Regions from separate parts of the Homo sapiens genome. Here region 2 is linked to region 1. A link is a contact called in ENCODE Hi-C data. All regions are on one chromosome and are shown on one strand. The core of a region is the stretch at or near the end of the contact, and the rest is flanking DNA. Distances in the headings are between cores, read along the strand shown.

Region 1 (4,746 bases), core at 1,296-3,795:
AGACTTCAACTCAGGACTGCTTTGGTTCATCTCCTGGCTCTATCATTCACTATCTGCATGAACTTAGGCAAGTTTGTTAACTTCTCTATCCCTGCAAAATGAACAGTAATTAGAATAATAATCCTAATCTACATGTAAAGCATTTAAAACAGTGCACAGTAACTGTTCTGTAACTGTTCTATAAATGTCAGTACTTATTACTGTGAAGAAACAGATATTCCAGCACCTTAACAAAGTACACATAATTTACTGTAGGTAAGGCTGGGTCCAGCTTCAGGTCTTGACTCTGTAAGTAGTAACTCCAGAAGTTTTGTCTTTGGAAAAAAATACTTTACAAAATAACAGCAGCCAAAATTAACATTTAGCTAGCACTGAAAATTTACAAAGCACTTTCATATACATCATCTCAATAAAACACTACATAACCCTCCAACTGGTAATTGCCACTTGACAAATGAAGAAACTGAGGTTCAGAGAAGTTTGGAAATGTGAACATTGACAATTTCTATTTCTGAACAGTTTTGTGCCATATACCATAGTTAAGAACCTATGCTAAGAATTATGCTGAACACCTAAAGTAGATGTTTTTTACCCCATTTAAAAAAGACACTAAAGTTAAAGGACTTGTCCAAGGTCACATTAACATGTAACAAAGATAAAACTATAACCAAACTTTCCTCTATGCCATCCCCTGATATCTCATTCTATCAAACTGCTGTTTTGTTATTTGTCTGTCTTTTCTTGAAGGTGTTAAGTTCCTTTTACTTTTCCTTAATCACTGATTAGAGACGCACATTTCCATCATTTCGAGCTTAGATATTTTGGTTCTATCCTAAGAGTGAAAAAATGAGAAAAAAAAATGTTTTTTAAATCAAAGCTGGCCTTAGGCTGGGTGTGGTTGCTTGTGCCTATACAATCCCAGCACTTTAGGAGGCCGAGGTGGGCAGATCACTAGAGTCCAGGAACTTGTGACCAGCCTGGGCAATGTGGCAAAACCCTGTCTCTACAAAAAATACAAAAAATTAGCTGGGCATGATGGCACCCACCTGTAGTCTCAGCTACTCGAGAGGTTGAGGTGGGAGGATACTTGAGCCCAGGAGGCTGAGGCTGCAGTGAGCCATGATCATACCATTGCACCCCAGCCTGGGCAACAGAGCAAGACTTATTTTCTCTCTCTCTCCACATATATGTATATATCAAAGTTGGTCTTTACACACAACTTTTATTTAAATGCATGGCCAATTCAAGTAGCAGTTCTTAATTCCTTCTATAAGATTTTAAAGTAATCTGAGGCCTAAAAATTTTAAGTCTATTTTTTGTTTGGAAGACATGACAATAAATCTGCTCCCTCCTCCCATAACATATGTATTAATCCTTTGATTTACATTCTACTTAGAGTTTGACAATGAACCTGAAGTTGACCCTTCCCCCAAATTTACTGGGCCCTTATGAGGGCCAACTATAAATGTATAATATACTAACAAATACTTTGGTTACTTAGTGTATACTCATGTAAGTGTATACTCATACATTTTTATATATTAAGTCCAGGCTCACTCAATATATACAAGTGTATCAGTATAAGCCTTATTGGGAGATAGTCTATTTAAGATAAGATCTCTCTGGATAGGATACAAAAAGGCAATCGCCATTCCCTATGGACACACTTCAAAGGGGGAAGCTTTCAGCTTGGTTTTTGAATATATATAACCAACTCATTAAGGCTGTGTCAGCTCCTCATTAGCACTCAACTCAGAAAGGGTTTCTTGACTACCTCATGAAATAAGGGGTTTTGATAACTATCCCCCAGGAGTATAAAATAGCTTTCCTATTTACTGGAGAAAGCCACAAAATTAGACTTGTAAAATAGGACAAAGCACCCTTTCATTTTCCAAGTCACTTGGTTGGTGTAAAATTTCCATTCTTCTGCTCCTCAGATCATTAATGAACAAGGGATGCGTTTCAAAGGGTTTAAACAAGCAGACCTGAAAATTCTGTTCAGCTTAGTGTATGAAAATCAGATGTTAGATAGCTTTCTTCCCAGGAGGCTGGGGAACGCTCAGCACCTACCAAGGCTTCCTTCCCTACAGTTAGGACTGAGGTGTAGGCTTCCAGATACACTCGACTGCAGCGTCTAACAACTTCCAGGCCCTTGACTGTGATGTCCTTGGCATCTCCCAGGCCCAACCCGATGAGATAAAGCATTTCAAACTTGAGGAGAAGAGAGACTGCAAGACGAAGTGGACAGAAAAACCGTCAGTAACACCGAGGACATCTAAAATCTAGTGATGAACACGATGACAACCAAAGTAGCACAAGAGAAGAGGCAAGTCACAAGGAGGGGTTTGGGAACCTTATGTCACGCTTAAGAACTGGGATAAGAGGTTTTAAACAACCCTACCAGTTTTGCCTCTTGTTACACAAACCTAGGAGCAGCCAATTACCCGCTGAGAGAATCGTAGGTAGTTCTCTGGCCTTTACAAATTCTTAACTACCACCTTTCCGCAGAAGCAACTGCAAAAGCGCCGGCTCCGTGCAGAGAAAAGGCCCACGCCGCCGGCCTCACCTACGGTGCCGCAAAATGCTGGTGCCTTTACTGCACTTTACGACTAGCGGGAGGGGGCCGGGCTAGCGGGCTACTGGGCTGCGGAGACCAGAGCCCGGCTCCACTGAAGAAACCCGCCGGCTGCTGGGGCAGGGCGGCGAAAGGTCAGTCGGCCGAGAGGAGTCCGTGGAGCCACCGTTTCATAGCCTCAGGGAAAGGATCGGGCGTGCTCACGAGCCCTCTAACCCATGGCTTAAACACCCGCTTCCTAAGCCTGGGTAAGTGCAGTAGCTCTTCGCTCGAGAGGAGCCACGTGGAAGAGAGTCGGGAGGGGCCCTGCGCCCTACTCCTCCTCTCCAGAAACAGGGAGGGCTGGGAAGGATTTTCCTGATTTGTCCCCGGATTTGGCCGAGTGCACAGATTTTAATTCCAGTCTTCTCATCCTCCTGTAGTTCAACTAGGTGTCTTCCTGGTGAAGCGTGAGATTGGCAAACCCAGCAGTGAGTGTGCTTCTGATTTCCCAACAAGGCAATGACTCCTTGGGTTTGTCCCCAAGACCTTATGCCTGGAGTGCCCCAAGGATGTTTCAGTCACCCTCAGTGTCAGGAATCCCAGACCTTCCTGTACCTAAAGAAGTGACCTTTAATAGTGCTCAGGGATTTCAGACCTCTCAAGTGTTTCTGCCGGGGGAATTCTTATAAAGCTGTTGGTTACATGTAATTAGAAATAGGGAAGATTTGTTTTGACTGAAAATGCTCTTCCCAAGGTGACCTCATCCAAGTTAAAAAAGACAGCTGTCATTGCTTTTCTTAGCAGGCAGTGTTGGTTACTCAGAATTTTCCTGTTGCCTCCCCGACAATGCCCAACTCCGCTTCCTTGAACCTTGGCTTTTTTTCATTCCCAGGTTCCATCCACCTTTTTGCACTTCCTATCTATAAACTCTTCGTGGCTGTGTTTTATCCCCTCTCATTACGTTGATCTATTCCTCACACCACATACACACCCCAAAAAACTCAAAATGGATCGTAGATGTAAATGGAAAACCTAAACCTATACCAGAAGAAAACATAGGAGGAAATATTCGTGACCTTATTTAGGCAAATATTTCTTAAACCAAAAGCGTGATGAAAAAAATTGATAAATTGGACTTCAACAAAGTAAAAATTTATGCTCTTCAAAAGACTTGAAGCCACATACTGAAAATATTTACAAAGCATGTATCTGATGAAGGACTTGTATGGAGAATATATAAGGAGCACTCAGAAAGCAATAATAAAACAGTTCGTTGTTTAAAAATGGGCAAAAGATTTGAATAGACACCAAAGAAGATACACAAATAGCAAATAATTATTTTAAAAGATCTTAAACAAACAAAAAAAGATCCTAAACATCATTAGACATTAGGAAAATAAACATTTAAATCACAATGAGCTACCACAACCCACCTATTAGAATGGCTTAAGTAAAACAAACAAAACCTCACAAAAACTGGCTGTTCACTCAGAATTCCTAGTATCGCTAATATTTTGTAGATTCAAATTTCAGCCTCCTATCCAGACTTCCTCCCTCTTGGCTTCATGTTAACGTTCTGCTGGAAATCTTCACCTAGATAACCCGGAAGCATATTCAACACATCCAAGGTTGAATCCATCACCTTCCCTTTCCATTTTGCTTTTCTTTCCATATTATCTACTTGGATGGGTCGGGGGTGGGGGTGGGTGAGGAGAGTATTGTCATCAACAGATTAACCCCAGCCAGACACTTGGGAGTCACCCCCACATCGTCTGTCATGTCTGCCTGTATATCTCAATAGAAACCATACCGTCTATCACCATCTTGATTCTCAGGTCCTCATTTTGTCACTCTTGTAGCTGATAATAATGTCTCCTTCACTCAAGGGGGTCAGAGAGTTATAGTTAACAATCTGAAAATATTACACCCCTTCTAGATCCTTCTGAGGCCAAGAGAAAGTCCAGGTTTGTTAACATACCCCACAAGATCATTCGTGGTGTGGCCACTGCCTACCTTTTTAGCATCATCTCTCTCCACTCCATACCATGAGCTTTCTCGCTTTCTCTCCAGCAATACTGAATTGCTTGTAGTTCTCTGCCCACAACATGCTGCTTTGTTCCTCTACGCTGCTGCCTCATCATAGAATATTGTCTCCCATTCTCTCCTGCCTAGATCACTAATACCCATTC
Region 2 (4,340 bases), core at 1,642-4,141, 780 kb before region 1:
GAGTAAGGCAAGAGTCTTTAAAGCAGAGGAAATACATGTGCAAAGGTCTGGAGTTGAGACAGAAAGCACAGTGTGTGTGCAAATAACTCAAGTTGTTCAACAGACTTCTAGTGTAGTTTAGTGTGGAATAAGGGTGGGGAAGTGTCAGAGTTGGGGTTGGGATGGGTAGGTTTTGGTAAGGAATGAGATCTAAGAGACTGGAAAGGTCCAGATCATAAATTGCCTCATAGTCATTTGAATTTTGGACATTTTGCTGAAGGCAGTTTTAAACAAGAAAATGATATTATCAAATGTCTCTTACTTTATAAGATCACTCTGGCTACACTATGGAGAATGGGTTGGAAAAACTACAAGACCACTGGAGGCATATAATCCAGTTAAGAAGGGCCAAGACACCTCCAGTTGAGGGCAGGGTGGAAAAATCATGACTAGATTTCTTCAGAGAGAATTACAGGCTCAAATCAAGAGAAACTGGGCCAGGGGCAGTGGCTTACGCCTGTAATCCCAGCACTTTGGGAGGCCAAGGCAGGAGGATCACCTGAGGTCAGGAATTCAAGACCAGCCTGGCCAACATGGCAAAACCCCGTCTCTACTAAAAATACAAAAATTAGCCAGGCATGGTGGTTCGCGCCTGTAGTGCCAGCTACTTGGGAGGCTGAGGCAGGAAAATCACTTGAACCCAGGAGGTGGAGGTTGCAGTAAGCCGAGATTGCACCACTGCACTCCAGCCTGGGCAACAGATCAAGACTCTTCTCAAAAAAAAAAAAAAAAAAAATTAAGAGAAACTGGTTTGAGGGTTCAGTTCTAGAGGCTGGAGAGTCTGACCTGCTTTGAAGCTTTACGGCAGACACTGTGAGAAGACTAAAGACAAGCTTTTCTGCTGGGCATGGTGGCTCATCCTGTAATCCCAGCACTTTGGGAGGCCAAGGCAGGCGGATCACTTGAGGTCAGGAGTTTGAGACCAGCCTGGCCATCATGGTGAAACCTCGTCTCTACTAAAAATACAAAAATTAGCTGGGCATGGTGGCGTGTGCCTGTAGTCCCAGATATTTGGGAGGCTGAGGCAAAAGAATCGCTTGAAACTGGGAGGCAGGGGTTGCAGTGAGCCAAGATCGCACCACTGTACTCCAGCCTGGGTGACAGAGAGAGACTCCATTTCAAAAAAAAAAAAAAAAAAGACAAGTTTTTCTAAGCTCCCTTGTGCTAGCCGGGGCCATGTAACACAGTTCTGGCCAGTGAGACTGGAACCTCCTCCTCTTCCACCTTCCTGCCTTCAACATAAAAGAAGAAGTCGTAGCAGCCCTCTTGTATACAGTAGGAAAAGGACAAATGAACTACTAGGGAAATGACGACATTGATAATCATAAGCCACTTAATGTGAGCTGACATCTAATTGGGGATGCTCTGTATGCATGGATACTTAATTTCCTATTTATTGGTTGGGTTTTTAATTGCAGCTGGAAAACATCACGTACATATGAAACTGGAGATTTCCAGGACAGTAGGATATATGGGTTTGGAGTAGACCTGGTTGGAAGACTGGGGAACTTTAGGACTCATCAGCATAGATGGTAACTAAAGCCAAAGAGTGGATGGGATAACCCAGAAAGTGGGAAAAGTGCAGAGGGCCAAAGTCAGAGCCCTTTAGAAAAAGCAATATTTAAAAGGCGGGAAGGGAAACAGGATATTGGGATGAAGTGGCCAAAGATGAAGAAAGAATAATATTGGGAAACTGGTGTCACAGAAAACAAGAATGGAAAGCTCTAGAAAGAAGAGAGACCAATATGTGTTAAGTGTTGCTGAGAAGAGCTCTCTTCTCCTGGTTATCTCTTACTTATCCTTCTTACATCTCAAGTCATACAGTATCCTCTGGGAACTCCTCTGACCCCCAAGTCCACCATAGGTGTCCACTCCTGTGTGTTCCTGTAGTTCTAGGCACTTGTCCCATCACAGTACCTCTCATGCTGGGTTGTAATTTCTATCTGTCTCCCTCTCCTTTGTCCTCCACCACAAGGTTGTAATCTCTTGAGAAGGAAGATATGATGTCTATTTCATATTTGTATCTCCAGTGCCTAACACAGCACTGGTACATAGCAGGCTCTTGAAAGTTTTTGTAAGATCGGGGTCACCAAGGCAGGAGCATCTAGGGAAAGGGAGAAGAGGCAGGAAGAAGAAACACTAAGCAAATAGGGGTAACAAGTATCATTACCGGTATGTGTCAGTGCTTGGTGCTAAGACTGGGAGAAAGAGAAGGAAGTGCAGGGGAGATGGTGATGGGTCACAGCCTTGGTGACAAAAGGGTAGGAATGATATGTGGTGCGGACATAGAAGTACAAGGCAAAAGAGTGACGCCGAGCTGCTCAGTTCTTCGGAAGCAGGGACCCCTGCTGATATTCTATAACTTGAACGGCCTCTTCCTCTACACACTGTAGATTCCTTGAGGGTAGGGGTCGTGTTACCAGTGTTTGGCATACTGTGGGTACGCAATAAATGCTAAACGAATATATCTCTGGATCCACAGCGCCTATCACAATGCCTGGGCACCTGGAAGGCGCTCAATAAAACGCTAGCTGGGCCTCGGGGTACAGATGGAGCAGGACGGCTGAGTCGCTGCAGAAGCGCTTCCAGGTAAGGGGAGGGAGTGGGTTTCCACTCCAGACTGGTCGACTCGCTCCGTTCTCTGCCCTTTATTTTGCATGCATCCCTTCACCTCTCCATCACGCGTGCCCTGGACGCCTGGCACCGGAGGAGAAAGTAAAACACCACTCCTGGATGACTCCGGACAAATCACTCCTTCCCGGCCTCAGATCTGCCCAAACGTGCTTACCAGCTTCCCCGCATTCCTGCTCCAGGTTCTCAGCATACGGACTGCAGCCATCTTACCCCGGAAATGACAACAGTGCCGCAAACTGGAGAGACTCTCCTCGGCGCGGCCTATCAGGAGATGGGAAACGCGCCTCCCCCTGGGCGACCAATAGGGAGGGAAGAAACGAGCCTCCCACCCAACAGCCAACCAAGGAGTAGGGCGGAGCCTGAGCTAAACCCTAGGATCTGGGACCCAGCGGGGAGTGAAAAGAGCCTGGGGGACGGAGGCGGGGCAGAGGGCAGCCCAAATTTAACACTGCTGTGTAAATACAGATGCACCAAAGATAATCTTTTTAGTGTATGTGATGGGGAAAATAGAGAGTGTTAAGGAAACACAAAGAAAGGTACTTACCTCAAGAAAGTTATGTTGCAGTAGGACCTGAGCGATGAGTTGGAAAACATTTCCCCGTCTTCATCTTGTAGTGTAGCCGCCCCAAATACAGAAAATAGAATATTTCTATACGTTGTAGCAAGGCTCTGGACAACTAGTTGTTTCACAAGTCCATACAGCAGTACTTCCCAATGACTGCCTTTTTTACTCCCATTTATGTTTTTGATTACCAAAATTGGCTAATCAATTTTTTTCATGAAAGATGAACATTACCTAATGTCTAAAATAAACATGTTATCATCTTTCTTTTTACAGACTGCTATCAGATGCAGCTAACTAGCATATGCAATACATGTCACAGACACATGATCTTGATTTAGTTGTCTCTTAAAGAAATGTCAAATTCAGGTCAAGTGGAACTGGTAAAGAACAGATCAGAGCTTTCTTTTAAAAGGCAATCTTCCTCAGAGCAACTAGGAAACCAATTCCTGGAAATGTCCAGGATGACATTAGTCTGTTATTGCTTCTTACGTGGGAATGAAAATCTGCACAGATGTCTAAGGAATTACAGAGAAAAAAAACTGGAACAAATACATTTTAAATGCTCAACATTGAAGATTAGTGGTTATGAAACAAAATCTCAGGTATTTCACAACTTCATTGTTTAATATGACCCAAACACTTTTCCCCCTCATTTGCCATTTTATGTATTACACATCTACACACAAAAAATCAATGCAAACAATAAATCTTATTATCTTTTTTGTTTGTTTGTTTGTTTGGTAGAGATAGGGTCTCTTGGGCCAGGCGTGGTGGCTCCTGCCCATAATTCCAGCACTTTGGGAGGCTGAGGCAGGCAAATGGCTTGAGCTCAGAAGTTCAAGATGGGATCTCTCTATGTTGCCCAGGCTGGTCTCAAAGTCCTGGTCTCAAACTGCGATCTTCCCATTTCAGCCTCCCAAAGTCCTAGGATTACAGGCATGAGCCACTGGGTCCGGCCTAAATAGCTATCTTTCTCAGAAAATCTAGAGTAGTCAAAAGAATTTCAAGTTTTTACATTTCCTTAAAAATGTTTATAGACATTATTAATATATTTGATAATCCCACAAGCATGTGTTTGTATAAAAAGCAGTGGCAGTTGTAC

What was found. A loop is a pair of places that touch in the nucleus more often than their neighbours do. Pooled maps may share reads with other maps.
Region 2: a pooled map shows a loop between it and region 1 (4-fold over the local background). The contact joins the promoter of DBT here to the promoter of DPH5 in region 1. A Hi-C loop is called at or near these places in 4 of 50 pooled maps.

The regions. Positions count from the first base shown.
Region 1 is chr1:101,023,239-101,027,984 of GRCh38, forward strand. DPH5 (diphthamide biosynthesis 5) reads right to left here and starts at 2,546. Exons shown (of 8, transcript NM_015958.3): 1 at 2,445-2,546; 2 at 2,071-2,228. The coding sequence starts at 2,205. It overlaps DPH5-DT (DPH5 divergent transcript), which reads left to right and starts at 2,608. Exons shown (of 5, transcript NR_109849.1): 1 at 2,608-2,823. RefSeq lists enhancers at 2,076-3,275, 2,368-2,477 and a silencer at 4,269-4,328.
Region 2 is chr1:100,246,943-100,251,282 of GRCh38, forward strand. It overlaps DBT (dihydrolipoamide branched chain transacylase E2), which reads right to left and starts at 2,892. Exons shown (of 11, transcript NM_001918.5): 1 at 2,828-2,892. The coding sequence starts at 2,878. RefSeq lists enhancers at 2,061-2,620, 2,621-3,180, 2,782-2,901 and a silencer at 3,012-3,111.